Regions from separate parts of the Homo sapiens genome. Here regions 1 and 3 are each linked to region 2. Evidence: chromatin contacts called from ENCODE Hi-C or POLR2A ChIA-PET data. All regions are on one chromosome and are shown on one strand. The core of a region is the stretch at or near the end of the contact, and the rest is flanking DNA. Distances in the headings are between cores, read along the strand shown. Region 1 has its middle 40 kb from the start of BPGM. Region 2 holds the start of LRGUK (leucine rich repeats and guanylate kinase domain containing). Region 3 holds the start of LINC03060 (long intergenic non-protein coding RNA 3060).

What was found. Hi-C counts contacts between places; a loop is a spot of excess contacts on that map. ChIA-PET counts read pairs that join two places held with the same protein, here RNA polymerase II (POLR2A). Pooled maps may share reads with other maps.
Region 1: a loop to region 2 is called in a map of sigmoid colon, with 5 times the contacts of the local background. The contact joins the enhancer-like site here to the promoter of LRGUK in region 2. A Hi-C loop is called at or near these places in 1 of 168 maps with a recorded cell type or tissue (sigmoid colon) and 4 of 50 pooled maps. POLR2A ChIA-PET finds 5 or more read pairs at or near these places in 1 of 52 experiments (WTC11).
Region 3: a loop to region 2 is called in a map of CD8-positive, alpha-beta T cell, with 5 times the contacts of the local background. The contact joins the promoter of LINC03060 here to the promoter of LRGUK in region 2. A Hi-C loop is called at or near these places in 3 of 168 maps with a recorded cell type or tissue (CD8-positive, alpha-beta T cell, mammary epithelial cell and naive thymus-derived CD4-positive, alpha-beta T cell) and 8 of 50 pooled maps.

What each region holds. Positions count from the first base shown.
Region 1 is chr7:134,604,519-134,608,391 of GRCh38, forward strand. No RefSeq gene overlaps it. Among named protein-coding and RNA genes, the nearest start is that of BPGM, 40 kb to the right of the region's middle. Within about 2 kb of position 1,742, at least 2 of the 41 ENCODE cell types and tissues checked have a DNase peak (open chromatin) inside an H3K27ac peak, as active enhancers do.
Region 2 is chr7:134,126,021-134,128,589 of GRCh38, forward strand. It overlaps LRGUK (leucine rich repeats and guanylate kinase domain containing), which reads left to right and starts at 1,320. Exons shown (of 20, transcript NM_144648.3): 1 at 1,320-1,644. The coding sequence starts at 1,348. RefSeq lists enhancers at 1,173-1,222, 1,333-1,602.
Region 3 is chr7:134,430,319-134,434,184 of GRCh38, forward strand. LINC03060 (long intergenic non-protein coding RNA 3060) reads right to left here and starts at 2,102. Exons shown (of 3, transcript NR_183392.1): 1 at 1,996-2,102.

The sequences.
Region 1 (3,873 bases), core at 492-2,991, 480 kb after region 2:
TGGTGAAACTCCGTGTCTACTAAAAATACAAAAATTAGCTGGGCGCAGTGGCAGGCACCTGTAATCCCAGCTACTCAGGAGGCTGAGGCAGGAGAATTGCTTGAACCAGGCGGCAGAGGTTGCAGTGAGCTGAGATCGCACCACTGCACTCCAGCCTGGGCGACAGAGCTAGACTCCGTCTTAAAAAAAAAAAATAACAAGAGAAAGACAGGAGGCTCCAGCTGAATCTTTTAGGCTGTCAGTACCTTAGTAGGGTCATTTTGAGACCAAGGTCCAGTCTACAGTTTTTGACATTTAAAAAATTATTTCTAAAAATGTATTTTTGTTAGTCCACTCAGGAATAATATCGGGGATGATCCATAATAATCTAGTCATTAAAAAACTGATAAATATAGTAGAATCTTACATAACTATTCAGAGAGATATATCCATCAAGCCGACTGAAACATATGTGCACCTGCCTGCTGGTCATATATGATCTTTTCAGTAGCCAGAAAACCTTTGAAAATGATTTGCATATCAGAAGAGTGATTATAATAAATAACTTAAGCCTGAGGCACTTACCATCTTGATTGATCCTAAGGACAGAGCACACTGCCATATGCCTGCAGCCCAGTGGGTAGATCCTCTTTTGATAGTTGTGGAGGGAGATTCTCATAAATTCTGGATGAATGATTCTTCCCTTTCAATATTCATTATCAGACATACAAGTCTTCCATCATCTCTGTATTTGGCAGTATGTGTAGTGGCTATGAGGCTTGTCTCTAGAGTAAGTATTTATCAAATGAAGGACTGAATACACAAACCACATGCCACCGGGATAGGATAAAGTCAGTTGAAGTTTAATGATGGGAGCATATTTTGCTGGAGTATAGTTTGAAAGCATTGCCTTTCCAGATAAAATTTGTAAAAGACGTCACCTCAGGCTCCTTCCTATGGTTTAGAAAACACTCCAGTTAGTAATGTTTGTAACATCTTTTGGGGGAGTAAGTTGATTCAGAGATGAGATACAGGATATCCATTTTTATTACTTTCTATTGAAGAGGGTGGAATTTCTATCTTCTCCATCCGACTGGGTACACCTACCCGGAAAGACTCTGTAGCTCCTATGCTCTTTCTACAGTAGAGAAGGGCTTCAGAGAGGACAGGATGGATGACCTCAGCCCCCCAGATAAAGGAGGATGTGAGCTCAACTGCTGCAGTTGGGGAAGCTGAAATGTGGTAAGGGATTTCAGGGAGTGGGGAAGGCTTAGAATACTTCCATGAGGAATCCCCTAAGAAGTTCATGAAGAATGAAAGTTGAACATTGAAGTCACCACTGAGGTTACATATCACATATTTAGAATTAAGTCACTGTGCAGACTTTTGTAATTTTCTGCCAAGCACCTGGCTGCCCAGAGAAAGAGAGATAAGAAGGTTGATTTTTTTTTTGTCTTTTTTCTTGTTTCCTTTTTGTGGAGAACAGGGTCTCGCTATATTGCCCAGGCAGGTCTCGAACTCCTGGGCTTAAGCTATCCTCCCGCCTCTTGTCTCCCTGAGAGCTGGGATTACAGGCGTGAGCCACCATGCCTGGCCAAGAAGTTTGATTTTATCTAGTGCTGGGAATTGCCTAAGTACAAAGGATTCCAGGAGGCCTAGTGACATTAACTGATCTTTAAATAGAAAATCGTTAAGGGTTGTTTAGCAGGAAATGTTTCAAAGCAGGGGAAAGGCTACCCATGTAGACAGATAGGAGATGATTATAGACAATTAACCTGAGAGTAACCTGTCATCTCCCCAATGGCTGAGGTCTCACCATTTCTCTGGTTTACACTTGCATGGGGCTTAAGATCTTCTTGGCCCCAGCTGACTGACCTCCCTGTATTATTTGCTATTGTTTGTTTAATTCCACTATTGTCTTACCCCTTCAAACTTCAGGCTTTCATTATAAATATTAATAATCTGACTTGGTGCCCAAGCTGGGGGACAGTCTAGTTGGGGCTCTGCTGCCACCTAGTGGTCTTTAGTCGCTTCGCATGTCTATGGTGTCTAGGCTACGAAGGGGGCAAGTGAAACCAAGAGACGGCTTGAATAGAAGCATTCAAGGGGTCTGGAGTTCACGACGAGGGTAAACAGAAAAAATTATGAGGTACCAGGAAGACAGAAGAATAATAGTTTGTAGTCTAGAAGAATTTCAGAGTTTGAGATCTTGATGATGGAGGAGTACTAGGGAGGATAATACCAAAGAAGTGGCTATGGTTGGGTGTGGCTGAAAAAGACTGAAGAAGATTAAAGTTGAAGGTCAAGGAGTTCAGGGTCAGTTTGTTGCAAGGGCCATTTACATTCTCCACTTAGAGGTGAGTGTCCCTGTGTTAGGGTCCACGTTTCGGTAATACGTATTTTTTATCTTCCACACTTCCCAATACAGTGTCAGCAAAATGTTGGTGGAATTGACTTGAGTGTTGAAGAAAAAAATCACTCACGATGATTGTAGGGGATGGAGTGATGATTATAACTTTGGACTTGCTGATCTATACTTTTAGATGAGAATGGCTTCAAATAGGCGGCTTTCTCAAGCCAGGCAGCTATTTTCACTCTTTCAGTGACTGCCCCAACGTATCTCCACTGGACAAATCTCCTCATTCCTGGTATTTTACAGTTTGTTGTGATTCCTTCTAAGGCAGGAGAATATCCTGGATGTTGCTGTGTGCTCATTGTCTGAAATGAGCACACCACATGTAGCAGTGCCCTTCTTACCTTTCCTGCCATTGATTCTCCATGTGAACTTTCTGTAAGCAAGATGTTCATCCAGGAGTTCTCCAAAGCCTACCTTCTTTTCACTCCTTTCTGAGTTTGTAAAAAATTTTGGGAGTCAGTTACTCTACTTTCCCATACTACTTCAGGAAATTTGGAATTCCTGCACATCTGTTTCCTGGGTAAGTTGGCTCTTGATTGCACTGTTTTCAGTCAGCTGGGTCTTTGGCCAACCCAGAGTATTCCTTTGTTAATTCCCACAAGCTAGAGGATTTCTAGAGATTTTTTTTCATTCCTTATTCTGTGGACTCTTTATTTCTTCTCACCCTAAATCATCTGCTTGCCTCACCCCTGCCCCACTCTGATTTAACTCCCATGTGGCTCATTAGCTCCAAGCCAGTTTGCAGCGACTCCCAGGCTCTCAGCTGCCTGAAGGATTGGCTGCCATAATGGACACTTTGATGACTATTCTGGTTGTCTCTTGATTCTTAGGACATCTTTGTAGGCCAGCCTATCTATAAGATGACTTCCTTCTTTGTCAGCTATAATAATGGATATTGATTTTTTCCTAATTTTTCATTATAGGAATTTTGAACATATAGAAAGTTAGAGGGAATAGTGTATTGAATGTAGTGTACATATCACTCAGCTTTAGTATCATTTACGGACAATATTATTTCATCTGTACTTTTTTACTTCCCTGATTATTTTGAAACAAATCCTAAACATCATATCCTTTTATCTGTCAATGACAGTGCATAGCTTTAAAAAATAAGAACACTTATTGTGTCTCACCTAAAAATTAGCAAAATTTAGCAAACAAATTTCCAAAGTCATTCAGACTAGAATAATAGTGGTTGAGAGTAGCTCTTCTTGTTTAGAAAAATTTTAGTTTCAGCCTGAGCAAAAACCAAAAAATCACAATTAAGCTTTACCACTGCTAAGCCATTAAATTCTTGTTGATAGGGCAATTCAGGATATTCAGCTTCTATTTTTGACAAAAAAATCATAGAACTGCAGATGTTTACACCACAAAAGTGAATAAGGTCCATTTTGGACATGACCTGTTCAATAACATATGATAGAATCAAACATGTTATGCAAAGTACCTACTGATGAATGATTACAGGTTTTAACATC
Region 2 (2,569 bases), core at 70-2,569:
AAAACGATCGAGATTTGCATTTTTACACTTTCTGCCTGATTCTTCCCTATGTCACTTAGCCGAAGCCAGGCCCTACGAGGGTAAGGGTGGGGAAAATTCCCTTGGAGGAATCTCTACTTATTGGAAAAAGAAATAAGCAAAAAGCAAGATGAGCCTGGCAGAAAGAGATATTTTGCTTGTGGCCTTTACATTTATGACTAGCAAGATAATGAAGGAAGGTAATTCTGAAAGCTTTATGTCAGTTTTAACGGTCCCTCAAGCACTGAGAAAGATAATCGTCAATGGATGGTGTCCATAAGGATTTTTTCTCCTTCTCCCCTGACAGCCATTGACAGGATCATTTTGTATTTGCAACTGCTGTCATTGAAGCGTGCAGAAAAGGCCCTGTAAGGCCAGAAGGATGAGGGCTACTTCCCTGCAAGGATCTCTATTGTCATCACTATGGCAATAATAGTTACTATAATTTTCATTCTGCTTTTCTATAGAGTGTCGACGTTGTGGAGCTTAAGGCTATGGGATTTGGGTCACATAAAATCACACTAGCATAAAATCGTGCTTTGTTATCTTGAAAGAGTATTTTTTTTAACTGCAAAGAGAGCCTGTGCAACAAGATTAAAATAATTGCCAATGCAGGTCACTTGACTAATATAATTATTTATGGGATGCTAATAGCTTTTCAGACGCTTTCAGATACAGTGTCAATTTGACAGCAGTTTTTTCTCTCTCTGTTTGGATTGTAAGACCACTGCCAGTTTTTCTCCCCAAGGACAAGGCTTATCATTGGGGGGTGGGGGTGGGGAATGTAAATTAATTGGAAATCAGCTCTCAGGCGTCGTCTGGTAGTTTCTCTTTATTATCTGCAATTAAATCATAAGGACAGGAACCATGCCTTCTATTTCACTTATATGCACCCTCATCTCCTAGCGTCGCGCTTTGCATAAATTTCAGTGGTACTAGCTTTCCTACAGACTGCTTTAGAGACATTAGACACTTCTAAAGTACGACTCTGCGGAAAGAGCCCTTTGGGAATGAAGCGGCAACGGTGGCGCACCTGCGATCCTATCGTGGGATGACAAAGCTCTAAGAGGGGTCTCAGGGTAGGGAGGAAACAGCTGGAGACAAAGAAAGGGGGTGTAGCGAAAAGAGGTGAAAACAGGAAAGATAAGCGAACAGAACAGACCAAAGAGAGAAAAATAACAGAAGAGACTGAGAAAAAGAAAAGTCAAGTGGAGCGCCCACTGCCCCGCCTGCAGAAGGCGAGTACGCGCGGAGGAGACTACAGGCCCCAGAATCCTCCGCGGTTCCCCTTGCCTGGGGTCAGTCTCCTAGGCAACCCCGCTAAACAAGATGGCGACCTCCGAGAGGGCTCTCCTGAGGACCAGAGCTGCCTCTCTCCTGAGAGGCTTGGGCAGATCCCGAACTGGAGCCCGATCGTTACAGTTTCGCGCAGAAAAAGAGCGTCAGCCTTGCTGGTCTTTTCCCATGGGGCAGAAGACGAAAGGCAGCTCTAACATAGCCTCCTCCTACCTGCTCCAGCAGCTCATGCACCGCTATCAGGAGCTGGACTCGGACGGAGATGAGGACCAGGGCGAGGGCGAGGCGGGATCCGAGGAGTCCTCAGAGTCCGAAATGCTGAATTTGGAGGTGTGTCTTCCCCCCCACCCCGTACTCCCTGGCTCCCTCGTCCAGCCCTGTTACTTCAGCGGCAGCTCCCCGATGCACCCCCACCAGCCCGAAGCTTCCCACACCTTCTCAGGCTCTCTCGCCTCCAGGAACGCCTCTTCCCCCTCTTTTCTTCCCCTGTCTTTTACCCCGTTTTCTCACCCCCTGCCTGAAATAGCTCTAAATAGTTCCTTTCTTTTTTCATTAACACATTTGATTTCTTATGAGTCGAGTTAACACAGCGTCACTTTGTAAGAGTGTCTAGATAATTGTCTGGGAATTATGGCTTTAGCTTTTTCAAAATTATACTTTGACAGTATTGTGAATAGGCAGAGTTCATCTCTGACATTGCCAGCACCTGTTGCCCATGGCTATGACATACTTCCACACTCTTCCTCAGTTCTAGTCCCGTCAGCCTCCCTCCAGGAAAAAAAAAAAAAAAAAAATCCGCTTTTGAAAGTGCTTCTTCAAAGACTAAGTGACTTAAAAGTTGAATACATTACTTCTGTCGGGGGCATATGCCTTATACAAGCAACATGCACACACACCAGAAAAGAGCCTTATAATGTTCGAACAGCCAGCTCATTGTGGGAATATTTTAGGATGTGGGGAATGTTCCCATCATCCCACCCATATTGACTGGGATGGCGGCTTCGCGTTTCACATGACTGCCATTCCCTCCTTTCTACAATATCTCTTCTGACCACCACACAATTCCTCTTCTTTCTTATGCTTATTATGGTCCTTTTCCTTTCTTAGTCCATTGTTGTCTTCTTGTCCTTTTCCACTTCTCATCACATCACTTCTTTTCTCTTGGCTTCTAATAAATTGCTTTCTTTCAAAAGCGTAATTTAATTTGCTTCCTTTCTATTTTGTTTATGTTTTTGAGATGGAGTCTGGCTTTGTC
Region 3 (3,866 bases), core at 852-3,351, 310 kb after region 2:
GTGCTGGAGATAAGGGCTGATGTTTTGTATTTCAGCTGTGATTTTCCTGGATTCCAGTCGGATCATGAAATTTCCTAACAAAGACACACGAGAGACAGTGGGTCAGAGCACACAGTTAGCAGCCAGTGTGCTTGGATTTGCTACCAGCTCAGCCTCTTTCTAGCTGTGTGATTGGGGCACGTTTTCCTCATTTTTAAAGTGAGGACAATAATAGAACCAACCTCAGAGGGCTGTTGTAAGACAATGTCTGTCCATAGCAAGTGATACACTAGTATTCGTTATTTTATTATATGCTATAATTATTTCATTTGAAGCTGATATATTTCATATTAGTTATTTTTTTCTGGTTGGATTTTAGGAGACAATCTAGTTTTATCAGTAGCATATTTACAGATAGGGTGTTTCTATGTTGATTCTTGTAAATTACATTGGCATTTTCTTATCTAATTCTTCAGTTTCCAGAATACCTGATATTTGAGAGGGGTGGCCATATGTTCCAGTTTACTCTTGTTATGCTAGTATCACTCTATCTATACTCAAATGTCCCTGTTTGGAAGAGAAATCCTGTGGTCCTCCTATTTGGAGAAGTGCAACCCTCTTACAGGGGGTCACTGTTACATTATATGGGCTGGGTCAGGAGGTGCAAAGCTGGCATAAAATCAAGGATAGTGTGTTTTCTTTTCATCATTTTTCATGCCAGGATCCCCTTGGCAAGCTGCGGAAGCTTTTGGAGCCCTTCTAAGAAAAATGTTTTTAAGTACATAAAATTAAACACACAAGATTACCAAGGAATTCTTTAGTTTTGAAAGACTGCTATCACAATATTTTTAAAAACCAAATTTGTAATATGATAATATATAGGCTTTTTATTAACGACTAAATAACAGGTCTAGTGACAGGTTTAATAACTCTGGTAATTTCAAAGTAGTGATGCACATAGATGACATCGTGAGATATTCCTAGTAACAGTAATGGGATATAGCAAGAGCTGTGACTTTCTATTTGTGACAAAGTTACAGGCCCCACTTCTGTTCTCTATATTCACGATAGAATGTAATATTTTCCATGTCCATGTTCACAGACCTCTCGGATTCAATCCAGACCTCTTGTGGGTGCCAGTTTAAGAACTGCTGCATGGGCCATGCACGGTGGCTCACACCTGTAATCCCAGCACTTTGGGAGGCCAAGGCGGGCAGATGGCTTGAGGTCAGGAGTTCAAGACCAGCCTGGCCAACATGGCGAAACCCCATCTCTACTAAAAATACAAAAATTAGCCGGGTGTGGTGGCAGGTGCCTATAATCCCAGCTACTCAGAAGGCTGAGGCAAGAGAATCGCTTGAACCTGGGAAGCGGAGGTGGCAGTGAGCCGATATAGCGCCACTGCACTCCAGGCTGGGCGACAGAGTGAGACTCTATCTCAAAAAATAAATAAATAAGAAAAGAACTGCTGCACAAGAGTGAATGTTTGAAGCAAGCAGGAGGGAGGCGAATTGCCCAAAGATCAGGAAGAAAAGAAAGAGGCTGGGATGGTCATAGATCTGCCGAGGAGCACAAGAAGTGAAGAGGAAAAATGACACGGAAGATGCCAGAATGTGGACTGATGGAAGTAAAAGGGCAGGAATGGTCTGACAGATGTCTCTGTTGACAGAGGATACCCCACCCAGAATACAGCCCGTCAGAAACGGGAATGTTCACAGTGGCCCAGAGCGCGGACTTTGAAGCCTGACACACCTAGGCGTGAACCCCCGCCCTGCTGCGTTTATCAGCACGTATTTTGCACAAGTCATTTAACTGCTGTGTCTTAGTTTGTCTTCTGTTTAGTGGGGATAATAATACATCCCTTACAAAATTGCTTTGAGCAGCAGTCTCCAACATTTTTGGCACCGGGAACTGGTTTTGTGGAAAACAATTTTTCCACAGACCTGGCGGTGGGGAGGTGGTTTCGGGATATTATTATTACATTTTAATACATAATGAGATAATTATACAACTCACCATAATGTAGAATCAGTGGGAGCCCTGAGCTTGTTTTCCTGCAACTAGACGGTCCCATCTGGGAGTGATGGGAGACAGTGATAGGTCATCAGGCGTTAGATTCTCATAAGGAGCGCGCAGCCTAGATCCCTCGCATGCGCAGTTCACAGTAGGGTTCATGCTCCTATGAGACGCTAATGCCGCTGCTGACCCGACAGGAAGCGGAGCTCAGGCGGTAATGCGAGAGGGGAGTGGCTGTAAAAACAGATGAAGCTCTGCTCGCTCGCCCATCGCACGCCTCCTGCTGTGCGGCCCCGTTCCTAACAGGCCATGGACTGGTACCGGTCTGTGGCCCCGGGAGTTGGGGACCCCTGGCTTTGAGGATTAAATGAGACAGTGTATGTAAAGGGCTTTTTACTGCACCTATTGGATTGTACCACTTCCATCAATAGCTCTGGCAACAGTATCATTGTCGTCGCTGTTACTAGGAAGGTCCACTTCCCAGCAGTAAGCAGGGCCTCCCACCAGGGATTACCAAAAATCATTGTTGACCATTTGTGGCCAGAAGGGGGAAGCATACACCACACTATAAGCTCAGGAGGCTAAGGACGGGGAGTGGCGAGTGTGGATGGGGACTTCCTTTTGCTCACACAGGCTGAACTCGATGACCGAGGCTTCCTTCGCCCCCTTTGCTTGGCCATGGTGCTCGGAAGCCTACCGGTCCTTGCTGTAGGACCAAGCGCACCCAGACTGCCTAGGCACTGTCAGGGATGTTCTGGTGAGGAAGGCAGGCCAGGGACCCGGCAGAGACCAGCTGGTGTATATCCCATTCTAGCCAAGCAGCATTTGAATCACATACATCGAGAGGGCAGGTGCTGGGGTCAGGGAAGAATTCTACCACACAGTAGTTGGAGCTACGTACTTCCTTCAACTCTTCATGTTATCTAACTTTTCACCTGCTTTCTTTTTGGTAGGAATATCATCTGCCCTCCACACAGTCCCAGGAACGAACAGGCTTTACACATGCTGTGCCCAACTTAGAAACATCTAACCTAGAATGGCCTGTTCTGTCCTCCCTCACCCCACCATGAAGAAATTATTGCCCAGCCTGGGCCACATTGTGAGACTCTACATTAAGAAAAAAAAAAGCCAGGTATGGTTGTGCACACTTGTAGTCCCAGCTACTTGGGAAGCTTACTGGGAGGATTGCTTGAGCTGGGGAAGTTGAGGCTGCAGTGAGCCATGATCGCATCACTGCACTCAAGTCTGGGTGACAGAGCAAGACCCTGTCTCAAAAAAAAAAAAAAAAAAAAAAGAGGAAGAAGAAGAAGAAATTATTGCCGTATTTCTCCCTGTACAGAAAATTATGCAAAGTTTTTCACCTAGAGCTACCCATACACACATAGAAAGAAATCTCCTCTACTTTCGTGGCAGAAAAATAACAAGTTGTAAGGACCAAGATCTTATCGTACTATCCTTTTGCAACCCTTCTGCAGGGACATCCAAGAAATAAGATGCAACTAAATAGGATGGTAGGAACATCGTACATGAAACATCATATATAAAGCTGTTTCTAAGGGAAAATGCTACCCTCTTCCAAGAAGCTACCCCATGACTAATTTGCAAATCTGCACCTTGGGGAATAGAACAACTTCATTGATTTATTTATTTTTGAGACAAAGTCTTGTCTCCCAGGCTGGAGTGCAATGGTGCAATCTTGGCTCACGGCAATCTCCGCCTTCCGAGTTCAAGCAATTCTCCTGCCTCAGCCTCCCGAGTGGCTGGGATTACAAGTGCCCACCACCACTCCTGGCTAATTTTGTGTTTTTAATAGAGACTAGGCTTCACCATGTTGGCCAGGCTGGTTTCAAACTCCTGACCTCAGGTGATCT